Regions from separate parts of the Homo sapiens genome. Here region 1 is linked to region 2. Evidence: read pairs that join two places in POLR2A ChIA-PET (ENCODE). Cell type or tissue: Panc1. All regions are shown on one strand. Each heading gives the region's core, and the rest is flanking DNA. Links, peaks and the distances in the headings are about the cores only.

What was found. Peaks named below come from ENCODE experiments on the same cell type or tissue, not always from the same donor. Only the 100,000 strongest peaks of a DNase experiment are listed, where the experiment ranks them.
Region 1: POLR2A ChIA-PET joins it to region 2 with 13 read pairs; 10 of 35 experiments call an interaction of 5 or more read pairs at or near these places.

Annotation. Positions count from the first base shown.
Region 1 is chr4:158,746,107-158,761,360 of GRCh38, forward strand. No RefSeq gene overlaps it. Among named protein-coding and RNA genes, the nearest start is that of FNIP2, 15 kb to the right of the region's middle. In Panc1, for the core only: no CTCF peak of the experiment used is centred there; no DNase peak of the experiment used is centred there.
Region 2 is chr4:158,815,552-158,830,805 of GRCh38, forward strand. FNIP2 (folliculin interacting protein 2) reads left to right here. Exons shown (of 17, transcript NM_020840.3): 2 at 10,365-10,491; 3 at 13,528-13,674. Among named protein-coding and RNA genes, the nearest start is that of FNIP2, 54 kb to the left of the region's middle. In Panc1, for the core only: no CTCF peak of the experiment used is centred there; no DNase peak of the experiment used is centred there; H3K27ac peaks cover 1,241 bases.

The sequences.
Region 1 (15,254 bases), core at 4,543-9,542, 72 kb before region 2:
GTCACAGATCAACAGGATCCCAAGGCAGAAGAATTTTTCTTAGTACAGAACAAAATGAAAAGTCTCCCATGTCTACTTCTTTCCACACAGACACCGCAACCATCCGACTTCTCAATCTTTTCCCCACCTTTCCCCGCTTTCTATTCCACAAAACCACCATTGTCATCATGGCCCGTTCTCAATGAGCTGTTGGGCACACCTCCCAGACGGGGTGGTGGCCGGGCAGAGGGGCTCCTCACTTCCCAGTAGGGGCGGCCGGGCAGAGGCGCCCCTCACCTCCCGGACGGGGCGGCTGGCCAGGCGGGGGGCTGACCCCCTCACCTCCCTCCCGGACGGGGCGGCTGGCCGGGCGGGGGGCTGACCCCCCCACCTCCCTCCCGGACGGGGCGGCTGGCCGGGCGGAGGGCTGACCCCCCACCTCCCGCCCGGACGGGGCGGCTGGCCGGGCGGGGGGCTGACACCCCACCTCCCTCCCGGACGGGGCGGCTGGCCGGGCGGGGGGCTGATCCCCCCACCTCCCTCCCGGACGGGGCGGCTGGCCTGGCGGGGGCTGACCCCCACCTCCCTCCCGGACAGGGCAGCTGCCGGGCGGAGACGTTCCTCACTTCCCAGACGGGGTGGCTGCCGGGCGGAGGGGCTCCTCACTTCTCAGACGGGGTGGCTGCCGGGTGGAGGGGCTCCTCACTTCTCAGACGGGGCGGTTGCCGGGCGGAGGGTCTCCTCCCTTCTCAGATGGGGCGGCTGGGCAGAGATGCTCCTCACCTCCCAGACGGGGCAGCGGGGCAAAGGCGCTCCCCATATCTCAGATGATGGGTGGCCAGGCAGAGACGCTCCTCACTTCCTAGATGGGATGGTGGCCGGGCAGAGACGCTCCTCACTTTCCAGACCGGGCAGCCAGGCAGAGGGGCTTCTCACATCCCAGACGATGGGCGGCCAGGCAGAGATGCTCCTCACTTCCTAGACGGGGTGGCGGCCGGGCAGAGGCTGCACTCTGGGCACTTTGGGAGGCCAAGGCAGGCGGCTGGGAGGTGGAGGTTGTAGCGAGCCGAGATCACGCCACTGCACTCCAGCCTGGGCACCATTGAGCACTGAGTGAACCAGACACTGTCTGCAATCCCAGCACCTCCGGAGGCCGAGGCTGGCGGATCACTCGCGGTTAGGAGCTGGAGACCAGCCCGGCCAACACAGCGAAACCCCATCTCCACCAAAAAAATACGAAAACCAGTCAGGCGTGGCAGCGCGCGCCTGCAATCGCAGGCACTCGGCAGGCTGAGGCAGGAGAATCAGGCAGGGAGGTTGCAGTGAGCCGAGATGGCAGCAGTACAGCCCAGCTTCGGCTCGGCATCAGAGGGACTGTTTTTTGTTTTTTTGAGACAGGGTCTTACTCAGTTTCCCAGGCTGGAGTGCAGTGGCGCGATCATGACTCACTGCAGCCTCAACCTGCCGGGCTCAAGCGATTTTCCCACTTCAGCATCCCGAATAGCTGGGACTACAAGTGTGCACCACCACACCCAGCTAATTTATAAATTTTTTTTATAGAGACGGAGTCTCACCATGTTGTCCAGGCTGGTCTCAAACTCCTGGGCTCAAGCCATCTACTCACCTCAGCCATTCAAAGTGCTGAGGTTGCAGGTGTGAGCCACCATGCCAGGCCAAACATTTTTTAAATAGTTCTTTTTATTTTTAGAGATGGAGGTCTTGATATGTAGCCCAGGCTGATCTCAAACTCCTGGGCTCAAGCCATCCTCCCACCTCAGCCTCCCAAGTTGTTGGAATTATAGTCATGAGCCACCACACCCGGTTTAATGTGATGATGTGGGGGGAGAAAGGAGACTCTTTGGAGAAATGTCTTTGAATAGCCAAGAAGGGATGAGAGCTGGTGCAAATGTGGAAGTGCTGGTCGTAAATAGGAGTACAGGACATTATATCCACAATAACGGGAGGCGAGGCAAGACAGAATATTGGCTGCTATGGTTTGAATGTGTCCCCTCCAAAATTCAGGTGTTGTCAATGTGATAGTACTCAGAGCTGGGGCCTTAACAGATGATTAGGCCACAAGGGCTCCTCTCTCATGAGTGGGTTAAAGCCCTTTATAAATGAGGCTTCATGCAGCATTCGGCTCACTTGCCCCTCTGCCTTCCACCATGTGAGAACACAGCCTGCATCTCTTCAGATGATGTGCCATCTTGGAAGTAGAGAACAGCTCTCACCAGACAACCAAAACTGTTGGTGCCTTAAACTTCCCAGTCTCCAGAACTGCGAGAAAATTAATTTCTCTTCTTTATAAATTACCCAGTCTCAGGTATTTTTTTTTACAGCAGCACAAAATGGACTAAAACATGGGCACAGATGTGAGAGGGTAGGGAAAGAAGAGGTGGTTGAAATTCTCTTCTGAAGCCTCAGTTCCCTTAATGAAACAGATGCTGGTTATCCGTGAAGAGTGAGGTTGGGGGACAAAGTGTTGGAGGTCTGAAAAAGGGCAAAAATTGTTTGTCTAGGAGGGTGGGAAGTGAAGGTGCTAGAAAGATATGGTATGATTGCTAGGCAGCATTAAAATCATACTGGAATTTGGTGGCCAAGAATCTAATCATCAAGAGTTTTCTCCGGCCAGACTCCATAGATGAATGCATGTGAGGAAGAGATAGAGTTTTAACCAGGGTTGTGGTTTTTCCATGCTAGTATTAGCAAGTGAGAGAGCACCAAATAAGTTGAGAGTTGTGTTATTTAGAACAAAGCTAGATTGCTATAACAAAGCAACCCAACATTAATTCTGAGACTTAAGTCAGATATTTATTTCTACTTCAAGCAACAGTCAGAAGTGACCATTTCAGGTCACTGGGTCTCATCTTCAAAGAATCATTTAGGGACTGGGGATCCGTCTTTCCATCTTGTTTCTCTTCCACATCCTAGTGCATTTTCCTCATTTGGATCATAGAAACTGGTTGGCAGACACATCCTTTACCATTTACCAGGAGGGGGAAGAAGAGCTTGAAGAGGAATCCCTTGCTTTAAGGGCCTAGCCTGCAGGTGCCACATATTACTTCGGTTTATATTCCACTGGCAAAATTTTAGTCTGATTGCTACACTTAAATGCAAGAAAGCCCAGGAAATGCCATATGTATGGTTAGCTATGTGCTTAGCTACAATTCTATCACTTTTGAGAAAGCAGAGGATGGATTTTTGTGGACAACTATAACTGTCTGCTAGGGAGTGATTACAGTTGACCAACGGATATATACTAAGCAACAAGGAATGAGAGAATCTGAAAATCAGGAGGCATAGAGTAAAGGTAGTAGAATCAGGGATGGTAGACCTCAATGGAGTGAAAGAATGGCTGGGGTAGGGGTATGAGACATGGAGAATGCTGGGCATGGGGAATATGGAGTTACTGTTACTGACTATGTCAAAGTCTAGGGTATGATCTCACAGTGAGTGGCTGATACAGGGTGAAAGGTCCAATCACAAGAAGAAGGGAGGTGAAAAAATTGAGGCTAAGACATGAAAGCTGACCATTTTGGATATTAAAATTACTTAGAATTATGCTATGTGTACTGTTGGAGAAAGTGACCCCACACTGAGCTGCTAACATCTGAGAAATGAGGGCAAGTGACTATGAGGGTTAGTAGGTGGTATAAACTGATGCCATGAGATTCAAAGCTGGAGATTTTTAGGGAGGAGGAGTGGTTCAAAAGTGAAAATGAGGTGCGAAAGGAACCTTCATCCCATCTCCAGGACCAACATCATGTAGATGTGGATTTGGTCAGAGAAGATCCAGAGGAGATAAATATATGCTTCTGATTTCTTCAGATTTTGAGAAAAAATACCAACTTTTTCTACCTGTGAGGCCCTTTGAAACACTATTTCCATTGAATAATACAAGGATAAACAAAAATTTTCTTTTAAAAAGGATGTATGCCTCCTGAATGTTACAGATTTGAATTGCCTTTTAAATAAGAAATGTGGGCTGGGCGCAGTGGCTCATGCCTGTAATCCCAGCACTTTGGGAGGCCGAGGCGGGTGGATCACAAGGTCAGGAGTTTGAGACCAGCCTCGCCAATACGGTGAAACCCGTCTCTACTAATGCTGGGATTACAGGTGTGAGCCACTGCACCCAGCCCACATTTCTTATTTAAAAGGCAACTTAAATCGGTAACATTCAGGAGGCATACATCCTTTTTAAAAGAAAATTTTTGTTTATTATTCAATGGAAATAGTGCTTCAAAGGGCCTCACAGGTAGAAAAAGTTGGCATTTTTTCTCAAAGTCTGAAGAAATCAGAAGCATATATTTACCTCCTCTGGATCTTCTCTGAGCGAATCCACATTGGGAGAATTTGTCTAACAACCAAGTCATTTTTTTCTCTTTAGATCTGGCCTATGGAATAACCAAGCCACAATTTATTATCCATTTGTGAGGGATTGTAATTCTTTTGAGGCTTTTCCTGGCGAAGCCCCCAGATTCTTCTTGTTGCATTTCTAGTTTATGAATCAAGCCTTTCATTTATTTATTTATTCAACAAGTATTTCTTTCCTTAGCAACCAGTCTAGCATGGCTTTATCCTAGGCACTTACGAGGTTATAAGGGCAATCCATTCCCAATCCTACAAGAGTTTACAGTCTATTTGGGATGACAAGAGAGAAAGAAAGAGAAAAGAAAAAAGGAAGGAAGGAAGAGAGAGAGGGAGGAGAAATAAAAAATACATTTAAAGTAACTAAAATACATGTGATTGTAAATTCAAAAAGAAATATGTGAAATCCATGAAAAGAAAACTATAAAACATTATTGTGGGACATGAGAAAAGGCTTGTAAAATGGAGAGACTTACTGGATTCCTGGGTGAGAAGAATCAGTATGGAATGGTATCAAATATGTTGAAATTAACCTAAAATTTAATTTATTTTAATAAATACTCCAACTCAAATTTTTAGAACTTGACAAGTCAATCATAAAATCTACTAGGAAAGATATCTATAAGCCAAAAAAATTTTTTTGAAAGAGAATAGCCAGCAATCCCACTTCCAGGTATATATTCAAAAGAACTGACATCAGTATTTTGAAAAGATGTCTGCACTCCCATGTTCACTGCAGCACTATTCACAATAGCCAAGACATGGAATCAACCTAAGTGTCCATCAATAGGAATGGATAAAGAAAATGTGGTATATATACACAATGGAATACTATTCAGCCTTAAGAAAAGAAAGAAATCTTGTCATTTGCAACACAGATAAACCTAGACGGAGGACATTATGCAAGTGAAATAAGCCAGGCACAAAGAGACAAATACTATGTGATCTCACTTTTATGTGGAATCTAAAAAAGTGGATCTCATAGAAGCAGAGAGTACAGTTACCAGGGATCGGGGGTAGAATGTCGGATGGGGACAGGGAGATGTTGACCAAAGGGTACAAAGTTTAACTTAGGAGGAATAAGTTTTTGAGATGTATTGCACAGCTCAGTGACCATTGCTAATAATAATGTATTGTATATTTCAAAATTGCAAAAATATATATATTTTAAGTGCTATAATTACAAAAAAGTATATGAGGTGATGGATAAGCTTGACATAATCATTCCATAATGTATACAAATATTAAAACACCACATAGTGCCCCACGAATATATACAATTATTGTCAATTAAAAATAAAAATTTAAATTAGAAAAACAGGAAAAAAATGACAAAGCGTAAGTGAAAAATTTGCCCTAACAGATATCAAAATACCTTGTAAACCTATAATGATTAAAGCAATGCAGAAACTGCTTTAAAAAAGACTGAAAAAAGAATAGAAAGTCTGTTTAAAAACAATTGGAAGTTAATGTTAACTTTTAATAAGGAGTTTTCATGTGCTGGACACCAATATAATTTTTGATGATAGAATATGGTGATTTTTTTCAGTTTTCAATTTTTAATTTTTGTGGATACATACATAGGTGTATATATTTATGGGGTACATGAGATACTTTTTTTTTTTTGAGATAGAGTTTCGCTCTTGTCACTCAGGCTGGAGTGCAATGGCTCGATCTTGGCTTACTGCAACCTCCATCTCCCAGGTTCAAGAGATTCTCCTGCCTCAGCCTCCCGAATAGCTGGGATAACAGGTGCCCGCCACCATGCCAAGCTAATTTTTATGTTTTTAGTAGAGACAGGGTTTCACCATGTTGGCCAGGCTGGTCTCGAACTCTTGACCTCAGGTGATCCACCTGCCTCGGCCTGCCAAAGTGCTGAGATTACAGGCATCAGCCACCCCGCCTGGCTGAGATACTTTTATATAGTATTCAATGCATAATAATCACATCAGAGTAAATGGGGAGAATATGGTGATTTTTAAAAATATATTTTGGAACAAAAAATTATAATTATATGCTGCTACAAACTCCTTCCATTTTCACCTACTTATTTATGTGAATAAGGTTTCTTAGCATTTACAACTATTAAAAAATTAAAAATATAAATTAATATTGAACCTGTCTCATTCTTGCAGTGTAATCTTCATTCATAAGAGTGAATAAATTAAATTTAGCTCCATCTGTCATTGAGAACAATGCAATTTTGTTTATGTTTAAGAATTACAAATTTGAGGCTGGGCACAGTGGCTCACACCTGTAATCCCAGCACTTTGGGAGGCTGAGGCAGGAGGATTGCTTGAGCCCAGGAGTTTGAGACCAGCCTGAGTGACATACTGAGACCTCATCTCTAAAAAAAATTTTTTTTAAAGTTAGGTGTGGTGGTGTATGCCTGTCATCCCAGCTACTCAGGAGGCTAACTAAGGTGGTAGAATCACATGAACCCAGGAGTTCAAGGCTGCAATGAACTATGATTGCACCACTGCACTCCAGCCTGGGTGACAGAGCAAGACCCTGTCTCTTAAAAAAAAAAAAAGTGGGAATACTACTACTACTTCTCTCAGAGGGTTGTTGCCAGGGTTAAAGGAAATATGAGATACACACAAGGAAAATGCTTAGAACAAGGCTTGAGATATAGTAAGTGCTATGCATGGGATTGCTATTACTTTTAAGAAATGGTATGCCACACCTAAGAATGTCAGAGATGACATATGAATGAGGCACCTCTGATATGTGAATTACTACATAATCAGCTTAAATACAAATAATGGTCATACTATATGTTACTGTTCATTCAACAAATATTAACTTGTCACTTGCTGGTTTGTACTTTTCTATGTGATGCATCTTCTTTTAAAAATGTTTTATACTTTTTATTTCCACAAAAATAAAACTTAATTTCTCTAATTTCTTAATGTATAAGGGTTTATAAAAAATAAATCAAAATGTAATACCTTCCGTTTTGGATTTCATGCCAAAAATAAAATTACATTTTGCTATGTATCCAAATTACATCTTACGAACTCCTATAGTGTTTTATAAAGACAAAAACAAATTTTTAAAGGTTGAAAAAAGCTGGGCATAATGGAACATGCCTCTACTCTCAGCTACTTGGGAAGCTGAGGCAGGAGGGTTGCTTAGCCCAGGGATTTGAGACCAGCCTGGGCAACGTGGCAACACCTAGTGGCTATTTTTTCTTTTCTTTTTTTTTTCTTTTTTTTTTTTGAGACAGAGTTACACTCTTGTTGCCCAGGCTGGAGTGGAATGGCGTGATCTCAGCTCACCGCAACCTCCGCTTCCTGGGTTCAAGCAATTCTCCTGCCTCAGCCTCCTGAGTAGCTGGGATAACAGGCATGCACCATCACGCCTGGCTAATTTGTATTTTTTGTAGAAACGGGGTTTCTTGATGTTGGTTGTTCTCAAACTCCTGACCTCAGGTAATCCGCCCGCCTCAGCCTCCCAAAGTGCTGGGATTACAGGCATGAGCCACCGCACCTAGCTAAATTTTCTTTTTTAAGTGTTGAAAAAGTTTGGTAGAGACTGGCTTGCACAATAAAATTACTAAAGTGTTGTCTAAATGTATGCAATTGGCAAAATACCTGCATTAAATTTTTCCAGTTGGACTATAGTACTTGTAAGTGGCAGTTATAACCATTTAAAAATTATTGAATAACCACATACGAACTTTTTTTTCAACTGAATATAATTTAGCTACAGGGTTGGTCAACATCATGGTAGGTAACAATGGATTCATACTAACTTTTTCAAGCCCCTAGATTTCTAGCCAACACATTGCAAGTAGTAATGCACTGGTTTTCACCATAGCAATATACTAAGCAATGGACTAAAAATTTAGCCAATGCTTTCCAATCTGTATCATTTAATGAATTTTATAAAGTGTTTAACTCACTTAACAATAATTAGCTCTGCTTTTGATCTTAAATAAGTAATGGAATCTCAATTATTCTTGGATAAAGGCAGGCAAGCAGGAGGCAGAGAACAGTAATTTTTAAACTTGTTTAGGTTTGAGGCATCACAAGAGAATCTGAAAAATTGTGGACTCTCTTCAAAAAGCTGCACATTCCTACAATACTTTGTACACAATTTGAGGGATCTAAGTGCTGTTTCTCAAAGTATCATCCATAGACCATCTGCTTCCAAATTTCTTGAAGTTCTAGTTAAAAGTTCAGATTCCTGAGCACCACTGCAGATTTACCAGATTGGCCCAGAAATAGGATTTTTAACAGTGTCCACAGATGAGATTATTTTAAGATAGACTGTATTTTTTATCAAAGAAGAATGCACAAATAGCATATTCATGTGTAACATTTTAAAAGTCAAATAGTACTAAAAAGATTGTAATTAAAAAAAAAAAAACAATAGTCAGGCTGGGTGCAGTGGTTCATGCCTGTAATCCCAAGGCGGGAGGATCGCTTGAACCAGGAGGTTGAGAACAGCTAGGGCAGTATAGTGAGACCCTATTTTTACCAAAAAATTTAAAAAATTAGCAGGGTGTGGTGGTACATGCCTGTGGTTCCAGCTACTTGGATGGCTGAGGTGGGAGGATCGCTTGAGCGCAGGAGGTCGAGGCTGCAGTGAGGTATGATTGCACCATTTAATTCCATTCTGAGAGATAGAGCAAGACCCTGTCTCAAAAAAAAAGCAAAAAAACAACAGTCTCCTATTGCAATCTTTCCCACACCCAGTCTCAGCCCTACAGGTTACCACCCTCAACTTTTCTAGCTAATTTCACTGATATTTTACTCTATATCTTAAAAAATTTATATGCTCATGTCACTATGTCTTGACTAGCCAATTTTAGTCCTTGTCCATTGACTTCCTGCCATGGTGAATAAACAGTAGGATCTTACTACCCTATGCTAACTTTACTTTCCTTCCCCCATGTCCCAGTATAGTTGTATAATAACTTTTTGTTAAATCAAGTCAACATTAATTATTAAGACAATGTATTGCACAGAGCCAGATAATGCATTACAACCTCTTTTCCTGCATAGCTTTCATTTTTTTCTGAAGTTAGTAACTGCCACATTGCATCGTTTGGTTTTCCATTTACCTATTGTTAATTTTTTCCCAGTGTTCCAGTGTCTTTGCATATACTTATCATTGACTTTTTTTTTTTTTTTTTTTTTTTTTTTTGAGACAGAGACACACTCTGTTGCCCAGGCTGGAGTGCAGTAGCACTATCTTGGCTGACTGCAACCTCGCCTCCCAAGTTCAAGCAATTCTCCTGTCTCAGCCTCCAGAGTAGCTGGGACTACAGGCATGTGCCAGAGCACCCAGCTAATATTTTTCTTTTTGGTAGAGACAGGGTTTCACCATGTTGGCCAGGCTGGTCTTGAACTCCTGACCTCAAGTGATCTGCCTGCCTCAGCCTCCCAAAGTGCTGGGATGACAGGCGTGAGCCATCACGCCTAGCCAACAATGATGTTTTTTATGCCCAAACATTTAAGTTCCATTTTTCTGAGCTACTCCTGGTGCCCTCTTCCCTCCCCCTCCTCTCTGGCCTGATTGTTTTGTTTTGTTTTTCTTTGAGATGGAGTCTCGCTCGGTCACCCAGGCTGGAGTGCAGTGGTGCAATCTCAACTCATTGTAACCTCTGCCTCCCAGTTCAAGCGATTCTCTGGCTAATTTTTGTATTTTTAGTAGAGATGGCGTTTCACCATGTTGGCCAGGCTGGTCTCAAATTCCTGACCTCAAGTAATCCACCTGCCCCAGGCTCCCAAAGTGCAGGGATTATAGGCGTGAGCCACCACACCCAGCCCTGGCCTGACTGTGTTTTAGAGATCCTGGGACATCCCTTCCTACAACCTTAGGAATTTTCTTGTTGCTTTTCTTCATTGCATCTTCTCTCCCATATCTTCTATTTTCTTGTTTTACTTCCCTATTTTGCTAAACAGCTTCGTAAGAAAGGATGCACAGATGATGTAATGTTTAAGACCTCGTACATCTGAAAATGTGGGTATTCTCTATGACTTGATTTATAGTTTACTTTGATAAAGGATTCTAGGATAAAAAGTTTTCCCTCTGAATTTTTTAGGTTGTAGTCCATTATCTTCAATCATCAAGGGTGGCTGGTGATAACTCTAACGCTTTTCTGAGTCCTATTCCATTTTTTTTTTTGTGATCAGCTTTTTCTCTCTGGAAGATTCCAGAATTATTTTCCTTATCCAAGATGTTCTGAAATTTGATGATGATGTGCCTGAAATTGTTTTGTTTTTAAATTGTTCTGGGTGGGCCCTATCAATATGAGGACCTCTATCCTTCAGTTCTGGAAAATTTTCTTCTATTATTTCTTTGATGATTTGTTCCCTGTTTTCTCCAATCTTTCTGAAACTTCTATTTTATTCACATCACTGTATATTTAATTTTCAGAGCTCTGTCTTGCTTTCCTTTTTCATGGCTTCCAATTTGTTTTATAGACATATCTTTTTGTCTCTTTGACATTAATCAATTATAGGGGTTTTTTTTGTTTTTTTTGTTTTTTTTGTTTTGAGATGGAGTTTTGCTTTGTTGCCCAGGCTGCAGTGCAGTGGTATGATCTCAGCTTACCGCAAGCTTCAAGCAATACTTGTGCCTCAGCCTCCTGAGTAGCTGGGATTACAGACATGTGCCACCACTCCTGGCTAATTTTTGTATTTTTCATAGAGATGGGGCTTCACCATGTTGGCCAGGCTGGTCTCGAACTCCTGGCCTCGAGTGATCCCCCCACCTCAGCTTCCCAAAGTGCTGAGATTACAGGTGTTAGCCACCATGCCTGGCCTATTATAGTTTTTTTTGAAGTTGCCTTCTCCTTGCATGGTCTCCACTTCTCCAGGTCCCTCTTAGTTCTAAGTATGTGTTTTCCTTACCATTTTGGAGGCATTCATCAAATGTTTAGTGATTCTTGGATTACCCTTCATATTTAAGAATGACACCCCAAACACTTGATTTGAAGTTCTCTGTATGGAGTACTGATTTATGAAGTTCATGAATAGATGCTCCAGCGGTGAACCATCTCTTCACTGGACTTTCCCAACTGTAAATGTCTGGAGAGCTTTTCTCTGCTGCCATTCTACTTCTCTAGGAGCTGAGCATTCACTTGATTCTCCTCTTTTGGTCCACTGAGGGACAGTTGTCCAGCCGTGCAGGGTAGGTGCAGAAAGGAACCTGGGGTCAGCCAGGCGTGGTGGCTCATGCCTGTAATACCAGCACTTTGGGAGGCCAAGGCAGGTGGATTACCTGAGGTCAGGAGTTCAAGACCAGCCTGGCCAACATGGTGAAACCCCACCTCTACTAAAAATACAGAAATTAGCTGGGTGTGGTGGTGTACACCTGTAGTCTCAGTTAACTGGGAGGCTGAGGCAGGAGAATCACTTGAACCCAGGAGGCAGAGGTTGTGGTGAGCCGAGATGGCACCAACATATTCCAGCCTGGGCAACAGAGCAAAACTCCGTTCTAAAAAACAAAACAAAACAAAAAACAAAACCCACAAAACCTGGGGTCTATTTACGTGTAGACTTTCAAACATCTCCCATGTTTTGAGCCTACACACCTGACCTATCCTTTAGTGACACCTCCTATATCCCAAATGTTGACACTTTAAGGATCTCTGAGGGCAACTGGCCCCTATCTTTACACTTAGGTTTTGACCTGTTCCTCTCTGCTAAGTTAATTACTACTTCTTCACCCACTTTCCGTCTTCCAAACATGTGTCTTTGTCCAAATACTTGTCGAAATCTCTAATTCTAATTGTGTCTCCCTTCTCTTTGTCTTTATTATTGTAGATTAATGTGTTTTTATTCCTCTACTGTCATTTTAGTGGGATTTGAAGAAGTGAGAGGTGGGGAAGGGAAAGCTTGTGGTGAAATTACAATCTGTAAATGGAATTCCTAAGTAATTCTTGTGCAACACACGCTTGAGGGTCACTGGCTAGAATACAGTTGGTGCTGGAATACTGGCTATTGACTATGTCGTGAACTAGATGAATTTAGAAAGAATTAAATATTTAAAAGCAGCAAAAATGGTATTTGTTAAACTACTGACCTAAGGAGTCTCATCAGATCCCAAAATGAAAATCCCTGCCAAATAAATAAATAACAAGAAAGGAAAAGAAGGAAGAAAGAAAGGTCCTAAGTATGTTAACTGTACCTATTTCTATCTATCCAGGTTGTGGAATAGATATCTTATTATATTCTTCTTTGTACTTTTCTGCATTTTCTAAATTTTATGCAGTGTGCATGACCGCGTGTATGAGAGAGTTTCTGTACCTCTCAGCACCTCACCTCTGGAGGTAAAATAAAGTCCACAGAGTCTGAAACATATACATTAATTGAACAAGTTTTTATTGAGTGCCTAAGCCAAAGTTAAATACCACAGAAGCATTAAGAAATAGGTAAATATTTTCTCGCTTTTTTTTTTTTTTTGAGACAGGTTGTCACTCTGTTACTCAGGCTGGAGTGCATTGGCACAATCTCAGCTAATTGCAACCTCATCCTCCTGGGCTCAATTGATCCACACCACCATGTCTGGCTACTTTTTGTATTTTTTTCGTAGAGACGGAGTTTTGCCATGTTGCCCAGGCTGGTCTCGAACTCCTGGTCTCAAGTGATCCACCTCCCTTGGCCTCCCAAAGTGCTGGGATTATGGGATTACAGGCGTGAGGCACTGCACCTGGTAGCTAACTATTTTCTGAATCATAACCTGAAAAGCTACTTAAAAAAACAGTTTGCCTCTCCCTCTCTCCTCTCTCTCTTTCCACGGTCTCCCTCTGTTGCCGAGGCTGGACTGTACTGCCGTGATCTCGGCTCGCTGCAACCTCCCTGCCTCGGGCTCCCATGATTCTCCTGCCTCAGCCTGCTGAGTGCCTGGGATTGCAGGCATGCACTGCCACGCCTGACTAGTTTTTGTATTTTTGGTGGAGACGGGGTTTCGCCGTGTTGGCCGGGCTGGTCTCCAGCTCCTGACCTCCAGCTCCTGATCTGCCCTCCTCGGCCTCCCGAGGTGCTGGGATTGCAGATGGAGTCTCGCTCACTCAATGCTCAATGTTGCCCAGGCTGGAGTGCAGTGGCGTGATCTCGGCTCGCTACAACCTCCACCTCCCAGCCGCCTGCCTTGGCCTCCCAAAGTGCTAAGATTACAGCCTCTGCCTGGCCGCCACCCCGTCTAGGAAGTGAGGAGCGTCTCTGCCTGGCCGCCTATCATCTGGGATGTGAGGAGCCCCTCCGCCCGGCCGCCACGTCTGGGAAGTGAGGAGCGCCTCTGCCCGGCCGCCCCTTCTGGGAGGTGACGAACGCCTCTGCATGGCTGCTGTGCAATCTTCCAAGTGTGAAGTGACAGCCTTTCTGCAGGTGTACCCAACAGCTCCGAAGAGATAGCGAACATCGAGAACGGGCCATGATGACGATGGCGGTTTTGTCAAAAAGAAAAGGGGGAAATGTGGGGAAAAGAAAGATCAGATTGTTACTGTGTCTGTGTAGAATGAAGTAGACGTAGGAGACTCCATTTTGTTCTCTACTAAGAAAAATTCTTCTGCCTTGGGATGCTGTTAATCTATAACCTTACCCCCAACCCCATGCTCTCTGAAACATGTGCTGTGTCAACTCAGGGTTAAATGGATTAAGGGCGGTGCAAGATGTGCTTTGTTAAACAGATGCTTGAAGGCAGCATGCTCCTTAAGAGTCATCACCACTCCCTAATCTCAAGTACCCAGGGACACAAACACTGCGGAAGGCCGCAGGGACCTCTGCCTAGGAAAACCAGAGAACTTTGTTCACGTGTTTATCTGCTGTCCTTCTCTCCACTATTATCCTATGACCCTGCCACATCCCCCTCTCCGAGAAACACCCAGGAATGATCAATAAATACTAAAAAAAAAAAAAAAAAAAAAAAAAAAAAGTTTGGGTTGAGAGAAGAAAGTGTCTTGGGAGGAATTTTTTAAAACTGAGAAGGCATGGAAACATATGGCATTTTTACATTTCTTTTACAAAATGTATTCAGGGCCGGGTGCGGTGGTTCATGCCTGTAATCTCAGTACTTTGGGAGGTCCGGGTGGGCAGATCACCTGAGGTCAGGAGTTCCAGACCAGGCTGATCATGGAGAAACCCCATCTCTACTAAAAATACAAAAATCAGCCAGGCATGGTAGCACACGCCTGTAATCCCAGCTACTTGAGAGGCTGAGGCAGGAAAATTGCTTGAACCCAGGAGGCAGAGGTCGCAGTGAGCCAAGATCACACCACTGCACTCTAGCCTGGGTGACAGAGCGAGATTCCATCTAAAAAAAAAAAAATGTATTCAGTGACTAATATCTCACAGATTCTATGCATGGAGTTAGAGATGCAAAAATCCAAAAATCCCCCATCTCATCCCTTAAGAAAGATCCATGGTCATGATGTAGTAGGTTCCTGAAAAATACTCAGGAAAAATACAGCTGTCTGCATTTTGTAATTTATAAATTAATTTATATGCAGCCAATTCTCGTGGTTGTTTGGCCACCAGTCATTTTCCCCACTCCCCCTTCTCTTTTTGAGAGACTTGGTTTTGTTCTGGTGAGTATCACTCCACCGGGTGACTCAGGGAATAGTCTCGTTAGTCAAAGACAATCATAATAACACCACATCCCCCTTGCCAGTGATTAGATGCTGCAGAGCTTCTGAGAAAATGAAACACACAGGGAGAGACCAGCCCCATCTCCTGCTGAATATAGTTGCACCTGCACATAGTCCCCAGAAGTGTGGGGCCATCTTGGTGCCAGCCCGAGGAAGAATTTAATACACAGAGGAGAGCAGAGCCAAGGGAATCCCAGAGAAGCAGGGGTGGCTCTAGTATGCCATGGCTGGCCCCTGTCCTACCTCTAGACCTAACATTTTATGAGGTAAAATGTCCTCTTATTGTTTAAGCCAATTTGGGCTG
Region 2 (15,254 bases), core at 6,694-11,693:
TGACGGGGTTTCACGTGTTAGCCAGGATGCTCTTGATCTCCTGACCTCGTGATCCGCCAGCCTCGGCCTCCCAAAGTGCTGGGATTAGAGGTGTGAGCCACCGCGCCCGGCCCAGTAATCCAGCTTTCTACTCCAGAGTCAACTAGTATTACCAATTCATTGTTTTTCTTCTAGAGATAGTCTATACGTGTATAATAAAACCCAGAGTTCTTTACCTCCAATTTTTCCTTTTTCTAGACTTATGGTAGCTTTCTATACACAATATTTTATACTTATTTTCGTTCCAGTCAAAAATATGTCTTGGAGTTTATTACATACTTACCTAAGGAGCTTCCTTATTCTTTGCTGTGTCAGTATAGCACTCCCTTGTATGGATGTACCATAATTTATTTAATCATCCTGCTGACAATTTGTTTCCAAACAGTGCTGCAGTCATTACCTTTTTGTACATAATCATTTTGTGCCTGTGCAAATTAATCTGTAGGATTCATTCCTAGAAGTGAACTTGCTGGGTCACGAGTATATATATATATATTTATTTTAACCTATCTCTTTTAGAGATAGTATTTTACAACCCAAAATAGGTGACAATTGTCTATTTATTTTGGTTCTTTCATCTTGCAAACGAGAGACCTTACACAGAGAATCATGCTTTTGACCTCTGGAAACTTCTTGGAAAATGGAAGTATTACCTTATCTGCATACGGTTTAATTAGATCTAGAAGTGAATAACATATAAGGCAATGTCTTGGGTATTTACTTTGAAATTTATTCCGTTGTCTATTATTAGTATATGATTTCCCAAAATGAGGGAGGGGAAAGATATGAAATCATCTTGATGCATGTTACCTTTTATAATTGCAGACCAATATGTATTTCAGTAATCCAGGAATATAATAATGTGTTGACGGCTTTGATTATGCTGACAAGGGTGTAAAAGAATTAGCTCGGCCAGGCGCAGTGGCTCATGCCTGTAATCTCAACACTTTGGGAGGCCAAAGCAGGCGGATCAGTTGAAGTCAGGAGTTCGAAACTAGCCTGGCCAACATGCTGAAACCCCCTCTCTACTAAAAATACAAAAAAATTAGCCAGGTGTGGTGGTGGGCGCCTGTAATCCCAGCTACTTGGGAGGCTGAGGCAGGAGAATCGCATGAACCCAGGAGGTGGAGGTTGCAGTGAGCCGAGATTGCACCACTGCACTCCTGCCTGGGAGACAGAGTGAGACTCTGTCTCAAAAAAAAAAAAAAAAATTAGCTCAGTGATTATTGAATTAATATATGCATGGAGATGAACAGTAAAGCTCTTTTTTTTTTGTCAGTTTGGCTATTTTTAAGTACAAGTAGTTTCTAGTTTATAGATATCAGAAAAGAATAAATAATGTGCATTTAAGAATTAAGGGAACCATTTTGGGGAAAAATGGGCCATTTATAGAGATTCTATGGGGGTTTTTTGTTTTGTTTTTGTAGAGTCAGAATCTCACTATATTGCTCAAACTCCTGGATTCAAGCGATCCTCCTGCCTTGGCCTCCCAAAGTGTTGAGATTACAGGCATGAGCCACTGCACCTGACCTCTGTGGGTTTTTTAAGCAGAAAAAAGGAAGGAACTATTAATAACAGCAACAACAACATCAGAAGGCAAGGGGCAGAGTCTTGACTGCCACAGTGACCTGCCCACTCAGTGTCCCTCTCACCTCAAAAGAACTTGTACTTTTCTCCTTCAGATTTTGTGAGCACCTTTTGAAAGTTCTGTTGATTAGAGTTGTGTTGATATTAAGATGCTTATCAAAGACAGATTATGTTTAGCAGGTTTAAGGGATACCATGTAGTAATAATGTAGGTTAATTCATTAAGATTGCTTTCCTTTTCGTACCTGGCTGAGATCATCTATTCTAAATCACACTGTGCACATTTAATAGATAACTTGGGATTATAATATGTTAGAATTGGAAGCACCAGACCTTTAGGTATAATTTTAGTCCCACCCCATTTCCCATTTTTTCTTTTTTCTTTTTTCAGACAGTGTCTCACTCTGTCGCCCAGGCTGGAGTACAGTGGTGTGATCTCAGCTCACTGCAACCTCCGCCTCCCGGGTTTAAGCAATTCTTGTGTCTCAGCCTCCCCAGTTAGCTGGGATCACAGGCGCCCACCGCCATGCCTGGCTAATTTTTATACTTTTAGTAGAGATGGGGTTTCACCATGTTGGCCATGCTGGTCTCAGACTTCTGGCCTCTGATCTGCCTGCCTCGGCCTCCCAAAGTGCTAGGATTACAGGCATGAGCCACCATGCCTGGCCCCACCCCTTCCTTTTATAGAGGAGGAGACACTGGATTAAGAGGTGAAGAAGTGACTGAGATGGGACTGTGGGATGGCTGCCTCCAGCCTAGGCAATCTGACATCCCGTGCAGTGCTCCGCTATTTTGTCTATGCTGTGGTGGCCCCAGGGCAGTGGCATGTGGGTAGTGGTGCTGTAAGTGCCACACACAAACTTCATCTGTTTTAGAGTTTCACTTGATGTGATCCTGAACTCAGAAAGGAAGGAAGAAATTCTGTCTTTTCCTCTCTGTACTTTGTAGTTCCTTGTTCATAGCACCCAAACCTTAGGCTGTATTGTGACACATACGATAATGTTTTGTCACTGCCGTGTGAACACATTATTTAAAGACTTATGTGGTTTTAACTTGTGACCTTTGCTACCATTTACATATTGTTTTAGTGGCAAGGAGGGGGAAAACAAGTTCAGAGCTACAACTAACCTACTTACACATAAACTTTTGGCTGTTATTTTTGTTAGAGATCAGTTATATTCAGGAAAATATGGGGAACCTGAAAGTTATTTCAGTCTTTTGTCCTTTTCTCAGACATGGTAATCACTAAAGTGATCAACAATGCTTTATCCTATAATTCCAAAATCCTAAAATTTCTGGAAAATCTTTTGGAATTAATCTGAACTGATGTGAGGCTGTTTATAGTCTCTATCTAATCCACTTAGCATAAGTATTCATAACTTGGGCTGGTGAAATATTAATTTGTTTGTTTTGGGGGTTTGATTACATCTCAGCCCCTGGAGGAAGTATTATGTAATATGTAGTGTAGCATCTTTCTGATTTCTAAAAAAAATTCTGAATTCTGAAACATCTAGCCCCAAGGCTCTCAGTTAAGGAATTGTGTATCTGAGTAGATCTTTGAATTATGCTCTACAGCTTTAAAAGTGCTTTCATAACTTAATCTCTGTTTTTCCCAACAGCCTTGTGAGGTAGATAAGGCAGATGCATTTTGGGAAAGCTCAGCGCTAGGGTTGGAGCATTCTAAAATCATCTGGGTTGAAGGCAGCAGAGCTAGAGTTAGAAGCCCTGTTTACCCTGGTGAATCCTAATCCGTGTCCCAAGCATCATGTCTTCTGTGACTCACATCCATCACTCACCCAACTGTGTGGACTTGACCTCTTTATCCTGTAGAGTCCCCATAAGTCCCTATAGACATTTATCTTGGCACCTGTAAAAATATAGTTAACTTAATATTTATATGTTGGCCTTTCCCTTCCCAGTTGTAAGCATATTGAGGTAAATACTGGATATAGTTAATTTCTGTTCCTGGTACCTTTCATGGTGCCTGTGTGAAGCCACACACTCAAAGGTGTGCAGAAGGAATGAACTCAGAAGTATGGTTCCATGCTTTTGCTGCTGATCAAACATATTTATTCTTTCATTCCACATTTTCCTTTACAAAAGGAATAAAGGATTTACATATCACCTACTTTCTTAAAGATGGAAGAATTGTAACCAACATGCAGTATAGCTCTGTGTTGGTAATATAACAGTGGACTACATTTAATTGGAATTGTTTGTAAATTAATATTAATATCTTTATGTTATCAATATATATTAAAGCTTCTGATAAGAACTTTAAGCACTTTTCACTATACTCCTGACCACAGGATAGCAACTCAGTGGTGATTTTTTATGCAGTTCCACTGAAATTGCTCCAGGCAATTCACACAGCTGAGGCTGTATAAGTGCAAAATAGGGGAAGAAAGGAGAGCCAACACAGTCTTCCTGAGAGTACTAACATAGCAAAAGATAAATGAATTCCAAATCTGTTACTGCCATCTATTTACGTAAGTTTTTTCTTGAAATAAACAGCTTTTACTGGGTGGGAAATAATGTGTATTTTGTGCTGACAGGGTGAACTCTCATTGCTATGTCAAGCTTAATTTTCCCTTTTCTTCCACCCCCAGTCTTCATTTATTTTCAGGGTGTAACTCTTTGGGTCTCCCCACTCTTCTTGAGCAAACCTTTTGAGAGATTTCTGTTTGTACTTAGAAGGTGTTTTTTGAGAGAATAAGGAAACGGTGGAGGTTGGCAGAGAAAAAAGAATATAGAATAGGGTTAAAGAGTGGTTGGAAAATGTAACTGCGTTTCATAGGAGCAGGGTTATGGTTTGCTCATTGCTTTATCTCAGAATGCTTGCCAAGTAGTAGGCATACAGGAATTGCTGGTTAAATGGATAGTATTTTTGCCAGTTTTTGTTGTCATCATTATTGTTTGTTTTTGTTTTGTTTCATTTTGCCTTTTCTTGGACCATTGAAAGTTTCCTATCATTCCTGACTGTTTAAATATTTACCTTCTTGGATCACAAGACTGTTCTTTAAACTCTTTATGTAAACTTATTTTTGACTGTGTGGGGAGGCTTCCTTGTGTGAGACCAGGAGGAAAAACAGAGATCATGCTTTTTCCACATGGGGATACCCATGACCACTTCTACTCTGATTCCTGTAAAAGTTCAAGAGAAGAAACAACACCCACACTAGAACTGGTCTCAAAGGATATAGCAAATCACCCTGCAACATGTTATACAACTACTGCTCTTTTGCTTATTGGCCATTACTCCTTGAAACCCAGGATTTACAAGTCACTACTACCTCTGCATTTGCCCTGAAAATGGTCTTCTCAAATCACTTTAGTTCTCTTCCTAAAACACAGGTCAGATCGTGTCATTCTCTTTCTTGAAATCTTGGAATTGGCACACCACAGCTTGTAGAGCAACAGATGCATTCCTTGGCATAAAATTTAAAGTCCTTCACAAGTAGTCCTCAGGTGCCTTTCTAGCCTCATTTGCTGTGTGGTTCTTCTGTAGGAGACACATCCCAAGCACCCAGTGATAACTGTCTTTTTGTGTTTGTGCTGTGCCCTCAGTCTGCAGTGACTTCCCTGTTCATTATTCCTTCTGTGTCTTTGTCCAAAATTTTCTCCTTCTTAGGAGGACACCAGTCATTGGATTAGGGTGCCTACTAATTCAGTATGGCCTCATCTTAACTTGATTATATCTGCAGAGACCCTGTTTCCAAGCAAAGTCATATTCACAGGTATAGGAATTAGGACTTGAACATATCTTTTTTGGGGACACAATTTAAACTACAGTACATGGCTCTAGATATTTTAAAGAGAATTCTGTTTTCTGTGTTTCAGATCACTTGAACTAGTGTCTGTCATGTTTCAGGGAAGTAACTGAGACTTTGGTTCCTTGCTTTTCTAATCTTGATGAGTAGTTTCAGAAATGAGGCCTGGCTTCAATGCTAACCAGGCAAATCCTGGCATCATGGAATTTTAAAACCAAAAAGAGTCTGTATAAGTCATTTTGCTTAAATTTTACAATAAGAAAAGGTAGACAAATCATCTTCTCTTACTGTGCCTGAAGGCATAAAGTGGACATAAATAATACCCTGATGCCAAGGACAGTGTTCATTCTTTATGTTCAGCAAAAACAGAAATGAAATAATTCAGATTAGAATACATTTCCCTGAAGTGGTCAGCTATTTTTAGGCAAAAGCCCCAAGGCTTGTTTTCATACCCCTTTTGAATCATGCCGAGTGGCCCCAGTCATATGAAGAGATGTCATCAGTAAAGCACCAGGAACTGTGGTCAGTGCTCTTGGAAGCTCCACAGTAACTGTTGGTTGAATGTAGAAGTGAATGTGAATATGAAGAGAATATGTGTGCCATGGAGCTACCAATAGCTCAAGTCCTGTGTATAAGGGATGGCAGGGAAAGGGGCTGGGAGTGTGCTGGGAATTTCCATAGATTATCTCTTTTAATCTTCACAACAGGACCTATAAGTACTCCTAGGGGAGAAGTTCCCAAAACTATAAAACCGGTGGGAAGCAGAGCTGAGATTTGATCCCAAGCCTGTCTCATTCTGAAGCACTGGTGGCCTTTGTCCTGCTTCTGTTTCCTTTACCAAATTATGCAACTGTTTTTTCCTCTACTAATACTAAAATGTCAGTGTCTCACCGCACTTTGGGAGGCTGAGGCGGGCAGATTGCCTGAGCTCAGGAGTTTGAGACCAGCCTGGGCAACATGGTAAAACCCTCTCTCTACAAAAAATACAAAGAAATTAACCAGGCATGGTGGCACATGCCTGTAGTCCCAGCTACTTGGGGGGCTGAGATGGGAGAATTTCTTGAGCAGGAGGTTGAGGCTATGGTGAACCGAGATGGCGCCACTGCACTCCAGCCTGGGCAACAGAGCAAAAACCTGTCTCCAAAAAAAGGAAATGTCAATGTCAAAATTATATTTATGTATTAAACCAAAGACAGTATTCATATGTAAGAAGAATAGAGTTTTCCTCTTTTTTTTTTTTTTTTTTTTTGAGATAGAGTCTCCCTGTGTTGCCCAGGCTGCAATGCAGTGATGCGATCTCAGCTCACAGCAGCCTCGACTTCCCGAGCTCAGGTGATTCTACCACCTCAGCCTCCGCACTCCAGTAGCTGGGACTACAGGTGTGTACCACCGTGCCCAGCTAACTTTTTGTATTTTTAGTAAAGATGGAGTTTCACCCTGTTGCCCACAAACGCCTGGGCTCAAGCGATCAGCCGGCCTCGGTCTCCCAAAGTCCTGGGATTACAGACATGAGCCATTGTGCCTGACCGTTTTGTTTTGTTTTGTTTTTGTTTGTTTGTTTAACAGACGGGATCTCACTCTGTCACCAAGACCAGAGTCGGAGTGCAGTGGTATGATCATGGCTTACTGCAGCCTTGAACTCCTAGGCTCAAGTGATCCTCCCACTTCAGCTTCCTAAGTAGCTGGGACTACAGGTGTATACCATCACAACCAGCTAATTTTTAAAAAATTTTAAACAGTCTGGGTCTTGCTATGTCATCCAGTCTTGTCTGGAATTCCTGGGCTCAAGAGATCCTTTTTGCTTCAGCAACCTAAGTAGCTGGGATTACAGGTACGAGCCACTGTGTCCATCACTCGTATCTTATAAAATACTTTTAAAGCATTTGGATCAAAAAATGAGACAATCTGAAATACATACTTTTCCCCTCTGTGTCTTTTTAAAAATTTTTAAATTAAAAAAATTATTTTTAGACTCCTGAATCAGAACAATTGTCCATGATTTTTATTTCCATCCTTTTTTCATTGAAAAATAACATGAAACATTTAATAAGGTGTTATGATCATGATTAAATTTTATCTCTTCTAAAGTAGCTGTTTTCAGTTTGATATTTGAATATGTGTTATTCTTCAAAAATAAGGATTGAACAACTTGGTTATAAATTATAATGCTGTCTTGGCAAAATGTAATTATTAGGGCAAAATTCATTTAAAAGAAAATGCAAGGCAATTAAATCTGATTTTTTTTACTTTTAACAAAATCAACATATGTACTATGTTATAATAATATATAGCTTCAGAGCCTTTTTAATGACCTCATTTTATTTATTTATTTATTTAGAGACGGAATCTCCCTCTGTCACCCAGGCTGGAGTGCAGTGGTGCGATCTCGGCTCACTGCAACCTCTGTCTCCCAAGTTCAAGCGATTCTCCTGCCTCAGCCTCCTGAGTAGCTAGGATTATGGGTGCCCACTAGTGCGCCTGGCTAATTTTTGTATTTTTAGTAGAGATGGGGTTTCACCGTGTTGGCCATGGTTGGCCAGGTTGGTCTTGAACTCCTGACCTCAAGTGTTCTGCCTGCCTCGGCCTTGTGTAATTTTAAAATTTAGTGGTCTGGGTCATAGTCATCAGACTGTGTTGATTGTAAGTGACAGTGAACTAATTCCAGGAATAGTGCTTACTCAGGAACAGCTGGCTTTGGGTACTGCCAGGAATCTGTTTCATTCTATTGCTCACCTCTACTTTCCTCCACGCAGACTTTTGCTGACTTCATTTTCAGACAGGCCCTTACTTCATGATGGCAAAAATAGCCACCACCAACTCCAGGGTTACCATTTACAAGCTGAACAACTGAGTTTTGGGGCTGGCTCACACAGCCAGCTTGGGTCATGTGGCCATGTCTCATTAGCCAGACCTGAAACATGGACTCCCTCTGGACTGAGAGTAGAGGGAAGATGGTTTGAAAATAAACTTGGCTTATTATTATCAAGATTAGGAGGAAAGGATGCTGGGCGTGATAACTTAGGGCACAGCTTGTTGAAAGAAGGTACAACCAGAACTTTATATGTTTTGCCGTAGGGATTTAAGAAAACAAATCTGCTACCCAAAAAGAACATGTTCAGTATTAACTGCCTGAAAAAGGAAAAGACCAAAAATGCACAATTTGTGATTGAGTACCAGACACTGTATTAATTTTCTTTAAAAATCATAACATTACCAATCCTCTGAGGCAATTATTGCCATTTTGGAGCACTTACTGTGTGTCACACTTTGTGTGAGGCACTTTACGCTTTGTAGGACAGCTTTGTGAGGGCAGCCTTAATATTCTCATTGTACTGATGAAGAACTAGGAGGCCAGAGGCATTTGGGTTTGAATCCAGATGTGTCTTATTTCATTTATATCATCTCCTAGTTTTACAGTTTGCTTTTGTTAGTCTGTCTGTGTGTCCATCTATCCTCCTCTGTCCTGTCAGAGCTCCCCCTCAGCTTCTCTAAGCAAGGCCCCCTTTCACCTCGGGCACCTCTCCAGTCCATTGGGAAACCGGCTCAACTCTGTCCTCTGAGCATGCCACCAGTGTCTGTCCCCTTTCCCCCACCTCTGCTGCTGGAGCTCTAGCCTTCATTATGAAGGGCCAGAACTCTTATTATGAATTCTGTTTGGCCTTCCTGCTTCCAGTCTTCATCTCTTCCACCCCCATTTTCCTTAACAGCCAGATTGAACTTTCAAAAAGTGCAGACCTGATCTTATCAAGCGTCTGTTTTCCTTGGCTTCTCATGGAGGGAGAACATGATCCTGGCCCCTGCCTGCCGTCCTTTCCACCTCACGGCACTCACTCTCTGGCCTTTTTTCTTCTTCCTTCTCCAGTGCAGCAGTCTTACACCTTACCACCTCCTTCTCTGTTCCTATGGTGCGCATCATTTGTTTTGCTTCTTCAGGTCTGTGTTTACATGTCACTTCAAGTCCTTAGGGACTTCTCTGTCCCTTTCCCCTACCCCTTCAATCTGGAAATCTGAAGCTGTTTACTGCTCCTTTTTGTACTTTTCACAGTTTGTAGTGATACATTCGTCTGTGATTATTTGCCTAACATTCCCCACTGAATCATGAACTCCATAAGGGTGGGGACCAGGTCTGTCTGGTTAATTAATTGCTGAGTCTCTAGCAGCAACCACAGTGCCTGGAACATCACAGACACTCAAATATGTGTTGACTGGACTGATGGGTTAAAAACTGAGTATATCCAAAGCAGTGCACTTTTAAATGATTATCTTTTCTGTAGTTCCCTCACTCTGTAATTTATTAAGAATGAACCTATGTTTTCCTCAGAGCAGTTTTATCCCAGTTGCTTTTGGTTTGCTTAGAAACATGCTTCCTTTCTTGCTGACTGTAATTGCTAGCAATTCCAGTGCTCTACAGTGATGCACTTGGTTTCTGAAACTCCTGGATTAGAGCTAGCCATAATCGGGGAAGATAATAAATTTTAGGGTATGTAATTCCTCTTAATTTGACCTGAGTGTGGGTGAGGGAAAGAAGAGAAGGCTCTACCGACTTGCTCCAAATGGTTCCCTGCCCAATAACACAGAAGCCTTAACACTCCTTTAACTCGGATATGCTGTCCCCAGAACCCAGGCATCCAAATTTAGTCTTCTCTGCATGTCCTTGTGATTTCTGACTGCCATCTGTGTCCAAATTGGCTTTGGAAGGAGAAGCTTTCTCTCCAGTGATTTATTATTTAAAGCAGTCTTCTCAGCCCTTATCATGAAAACTGGCAATTTTCATATGGCCCTTTGGAATCCACATACAAGGCTATCTGTCCCAGGCTCACTGGTGCCCCAGTTCTGAGGGGATCACTAGCCCTGCATGCTTGTGGCCTTTTGATGTGCACACAGGCATGGTGACTGGGAAGCTTATCTGTCTGTGATCATCTCATGTGCTGCAGATAACATAACTTCTTTTGCCCTTTTTAATCCACAGTTGGTCATGTTCGGAGTTTGACCTGAATGAGATTCGCCTGATAGTTTACCAGGACTGTGACAGGAGAGGCAGACAAGTCTTGTTTGACTCTAAAGCTGTTCAAAAGATTGAGGAGGTGACAGCTCAGGTATGAAATGCTGATTTGCTTTCTCCTTTTCTTTTGTGCTTTTAACCACCCTTCTGATCAATCATTTATTAATCTATCATCTTCTCTTTGAGTTATATTATACAGTGCCATTAATGGTTCAGAAGAAACATAAGCAAGCATTGAATCCTTTAATCAAAGCCCTACCCCCAACAGGCATGAGTATGCTCACTGCTAAACACAAGTGAAACTGTTAGCAAGTAATCATGGCAGGAGCTAAGCAGTGTACTATTAATAGTACTAGAGGTAAATTTGCTGGTGAGTTGCAATCCAGTAAGATTTTGATGCCAAGTGAGTGCCTCAAATGTAATGGGAAAGCAGAACTCTAAAATTCATAAAGTGATAAAGTGTTAGTGTGAAGATCATTCTGTCCAGTGTTTCTCATGGATAATAATAAGTAGCACTGGGTTAAACAAAATTAAACAGCTTTGCTTATTTACAGGACTTCCATATGCAAACCTGCATTGTTATCTTCAAAAAGGATTGTTTCTCAAACCCTTCTGACCAGGGGAGCTTTTATTTATTTCCCATTTTTTTTGTGGAGAGTTGGGTGGTAGTGGTGGTGGTGGTGGTGGTGTAGGGTGGGCGACAAGCAATGGGTAGAGTGAGGATAGAGCAGCTCTTGATCCCTTGGAACCAGAATGGGAATGGTAAAGTAACATGTTTAAGGTGAGGAGAGTCTGATCCTTTCTGGGTCTTTTTTGGATATGATACCAGGGTACTTGTAAATTCACTTTAGACCTTTCATTCTCTTTTCAGTATTTGTTCAGATGCCTACAAATTAAATAAATCCACTTGTATTCATTCTTTTTATGTTCAATAAGTTGCTACCCATACTGACCAAATACTGGCAGTTTGTAGAATGTGCAGCTAAGTAAATGAACAGTTTATAACGCAGTCTTTGTCTCATCAGGGCCAAGGGGTTGTTTTCCTGCTTTTGATAAGGATCATTTCTGCAGGAAGGAAGTGTTTGGTTAAACACAGTTTAGCTGGGTGGATTCCACAGTGTTTTAAAGTGGAGTTCTGCCAGGTGGCTAATCATTACAGTAGTTGTTGGGCTTGTTAGGTAGGTGAAGGGAGGGAGGGGGAAACCAAGAAATCTCTCAGGTGATTCACTGTAGGCTTTCCAGGTTAGATTTGTAACAGAAATTTAGGTGAGCCAGCACTTGACCCTTTGGTGGACAGGAGATGGTTTACCTCTTAGTTTCTTGAATTATTTCCCATTTCTCTGAAGGCCTCACATGGATGGTCTAGTTGAGCAGCTATCACTGGGGCTGCTCATAGTGGTGGCAGGTGGAGGGGAAAAGAAACACAAGTTTTCAAAAGGAACTGGAATCTTCAGTGTACCAGAGCACTGATAATGCTGGAATCTGGAAACATAGGCTTTCTTAGAAGCATTCATCTAACCAAAAAGGCATCTTAGGTTCAGGAGGTTTGTAGCTTGCCCAAGGCTACAAAAGAATCCAGTCAGTGCTCTATTCACTACACCAGGTGGTTTCTCCAATTATAGACTGTTCAGCATTGTACTCCAGCCAAAGGGTCTAGCAGTCTGAAGCAGTGGCACCTCGTGTCACTTAGGCCCTCTGAGGGGCTGTGTTTCTGGCTTAAGTGAGATTGAGTAACAGCTTTATCTTTAGCGTGTTGAGGGAGTGCTGGGTGCTCAGGAATAATCAAGTGCCACTTTGAATGCCATCATTGCTGGAGTGACAGTTGTGGTCCAGCACATTTTGTGTTTTCCTTACGTTCTTTTCCCATTTTCAGTCCCCACCGCCCCAGCCTCCCTTGGCAAGCACAAAACGTCATGAGTTTGTATCAAGCACATGACTGCAGGCATTTGCATTAGACCACCAGTGTGACTGTCACATTGGAGATTAGATAAGCTGCAATTGCATTCATGTTTTTTTCCAAGCAAAAGCTACACAAGGAAAAAAAAAAGGCAAAGAAGACTCAGAATAGAAATAACTTATCATAGAGGGTGCAGGAAGCTTCTGTAGGGAGTAATATGTTTGGGGAGAGGTAAATATTAATAAAGGTTTATCCTTATACGTTTGTCACTGTGATAAAAATTAGTGGCAAACTCTAGGGAATGTATAGTAGAGCATCCTCTGTTGTCTTTAACCTTTGAAGACCATATTTCCATCACATGCTATGTAATTCACAGTAGCTCCTGTTTCAGGGTTTTGGTTTCATCCCTTACAAATTCAACCTCATGATTTTCCTTCCTGTTACCTTTAAAGGAGTAGTAGAGGAGGTGTGTCATTAAAAACACAAGTAGGCCGGGCGCGGTGGCTCACGCCTGTAATCCAGCACTTTGAGAGGCTGAGGTGGGCAGATCACGAGGTCAAGAGATCAAGACCATCTTGGTCAACATGGTGAAACCCCATCTCCACTAAAAATACAAAAAAATTAGCTGGGCGTGATGGTGGGCACCTGTAAGTCCCAGCTACTTGGAGGCTGAGACAGGAGAATTGCTTGAACCCGGGAGGCACGGGTTGCAGTGAGCCGAGATCATGCCGCTGCACTACAGCCTGGCAACAGGGTGAGACTCCATCTCACAAACAAACAAACAAACAAAAAACCCTACGAGCCAGTCTGCCCAAATTAATAGTTTTGTTTTATTAGTTCCATTTGCTTAGTAAAAATTTAGATTTGAAGCCTCATCTTTCTCCTCATCAATGTAATGGATTATGACTCTACATAATACTAAAAAGCTAATAATCAAAACTCAAATAACCAAAACAGAGGTCAATTATGTGAATTGAAGTGTAAATAATAGTTAAATTATTAAAAGAGGATAAAGTCTTAATACATAACCTACCTCCTTTTGTCTAGAACCCTTCTTCAGCATTCTGCCATCCCAAACCATGTTTTTGTCATTATTGGGGAAAAAAAAAAGCTTCTGTTTTTTAATGCAACCTAGGCACCAGAATGCTTTTAAAAAGGAATTCCCAATGAAGAACTGTTGACGAACCTGATATACTTAGTAATCTTTTACCTTGCCTGTCTCTCTTAACCTAGAAAACAGAGGATGTTCCTATTAAAATATCAGCCAAGTGCTGCCAGGGAAGCAGCAGTGTCAGCAGCAGTAGCAGCAGCAGCATCTCTTCCCACAGTTCTTCTGGGGGATCTTCACATCATGCTAAGGAACAGCTTCCAAAGTACCAGGTACAACCATCCCTTCTGTGGGAATAGCCCCTGAGGTTAAAGTTATTTACTGTAATTTCTCCTTGGGAAATAATGCCTGCTCGAGGGCTCTACTCCAGGAATATGAGGACAAGTATTCAACAGAGTACTCTTAAATGTTTCACATCGATGTTGTTTTTGCTCTTTGGCTTTTATCTCCAATAAAAACTGTAATCAAGCAGAGGTAATACAGCCTACTGTGAACTGGATGAGGAAGAAATATTGCCAGTCAGGTAAATTACCTTGCTTTGTTTCCTTTGCTCTCTGATCCAGAATAATAAACATGTACTTTCCAGTTTTGTTATAAGAATTCCTAAGGATTCTGGGAATGTATATGGGCATCCTAAGAAAATAGAACATACCAGTAAAAGGAAGAAAGCCTTGTATGGGAACAGAAAGAAATGGCAAGATCTAATCTGAGTATGAAGGATAAAAGGCTGATGGCATTTTTTACACTGTGTGTGTGGGGTGTGTGTGTGTGTGTGTGTGTGTGTATAAGGATAGGGGTTAAGGTTATTGAGAAATATTGGCTAACAAGATAAAAAGGAAGAAATGTTTTATAAATATTGAATGGCAAAAGAATATTAATTGATGGAGGATATATTGAACTTTTTCTTAAACCCATGTAGAATCTTTTCTACTATTTTGCTGGAAAAACAATACTAGGGAAGTTACCAGCAAATGGGTCTGGAGAACTTTGTTTTTTCATAGTTAGGATTTGTGCCATGCATTTGCCCTTTTTGAGACACAGTGCTCCAGGGTCTCACAGCAGTCTGCAGTTTAAAAAGTATGGAGTAGAATTTTCAGCAGGTTGAGAATCACAGTTGGCATGTGGCCCTTGTACCCCAAGAAAAAGCAGATTATAAATGAAGGAGGTGGGTGGAAGTTAGTAATAAAGAATGTGAAAACCAGTTGGTTTCTGTCTGCATATAGTGGGAAGAAGTTGGTTTGAGCTATAACGAGAGAGAGGAACCTAGCTGAGCAGGGCTGATAGATTTATCTTTCTTTTTTTTTTTTTTTTTTTTTTTTTGAGACGGAGTCTCGCTCTGTCGCCCAGGCCGGACTGCGGACTGCAGTGGCGCAATCTCGGCTCACTGCAAGCTCCGCTTCCCGGGTTCACGCCATTCTCCTGCCTCAGCCTCCCGAGCAGCTGGGACTACAGGCGCCCGCCACCGCGCCCGGCTAATTTTTTGTATTTTTAGTAGAGACGGGGTTTCACCTTGTTAGCCAGGATGGTCTCGATCTCCTGACCTCATGATCCACCCGCCTCGGCCTCCCAAAGTGCTGGGATCACAGGCGTGAGCCACCGCGCCCGGCCCAGATTTATCTTTCTCTTTCCGCCTCTGCAACCGTGCATAAGTAAGTGTGTATTTGTGCGTCAGCGTATGTATGCTTGTGTGTCTGTGTGTGTGTATGTATTTGGAGTTTTAAAAAAAGATTTGGAAGAGTATGTTAAGGGTGATTCCCATGTTTTTCCTTGGGTGGAAAGCACACTGACAGAGAATATAGTTGGCAGGTCGGGGTGCAGAACCATGGTTGCTTTGGTGGCACACTGGTTTGCT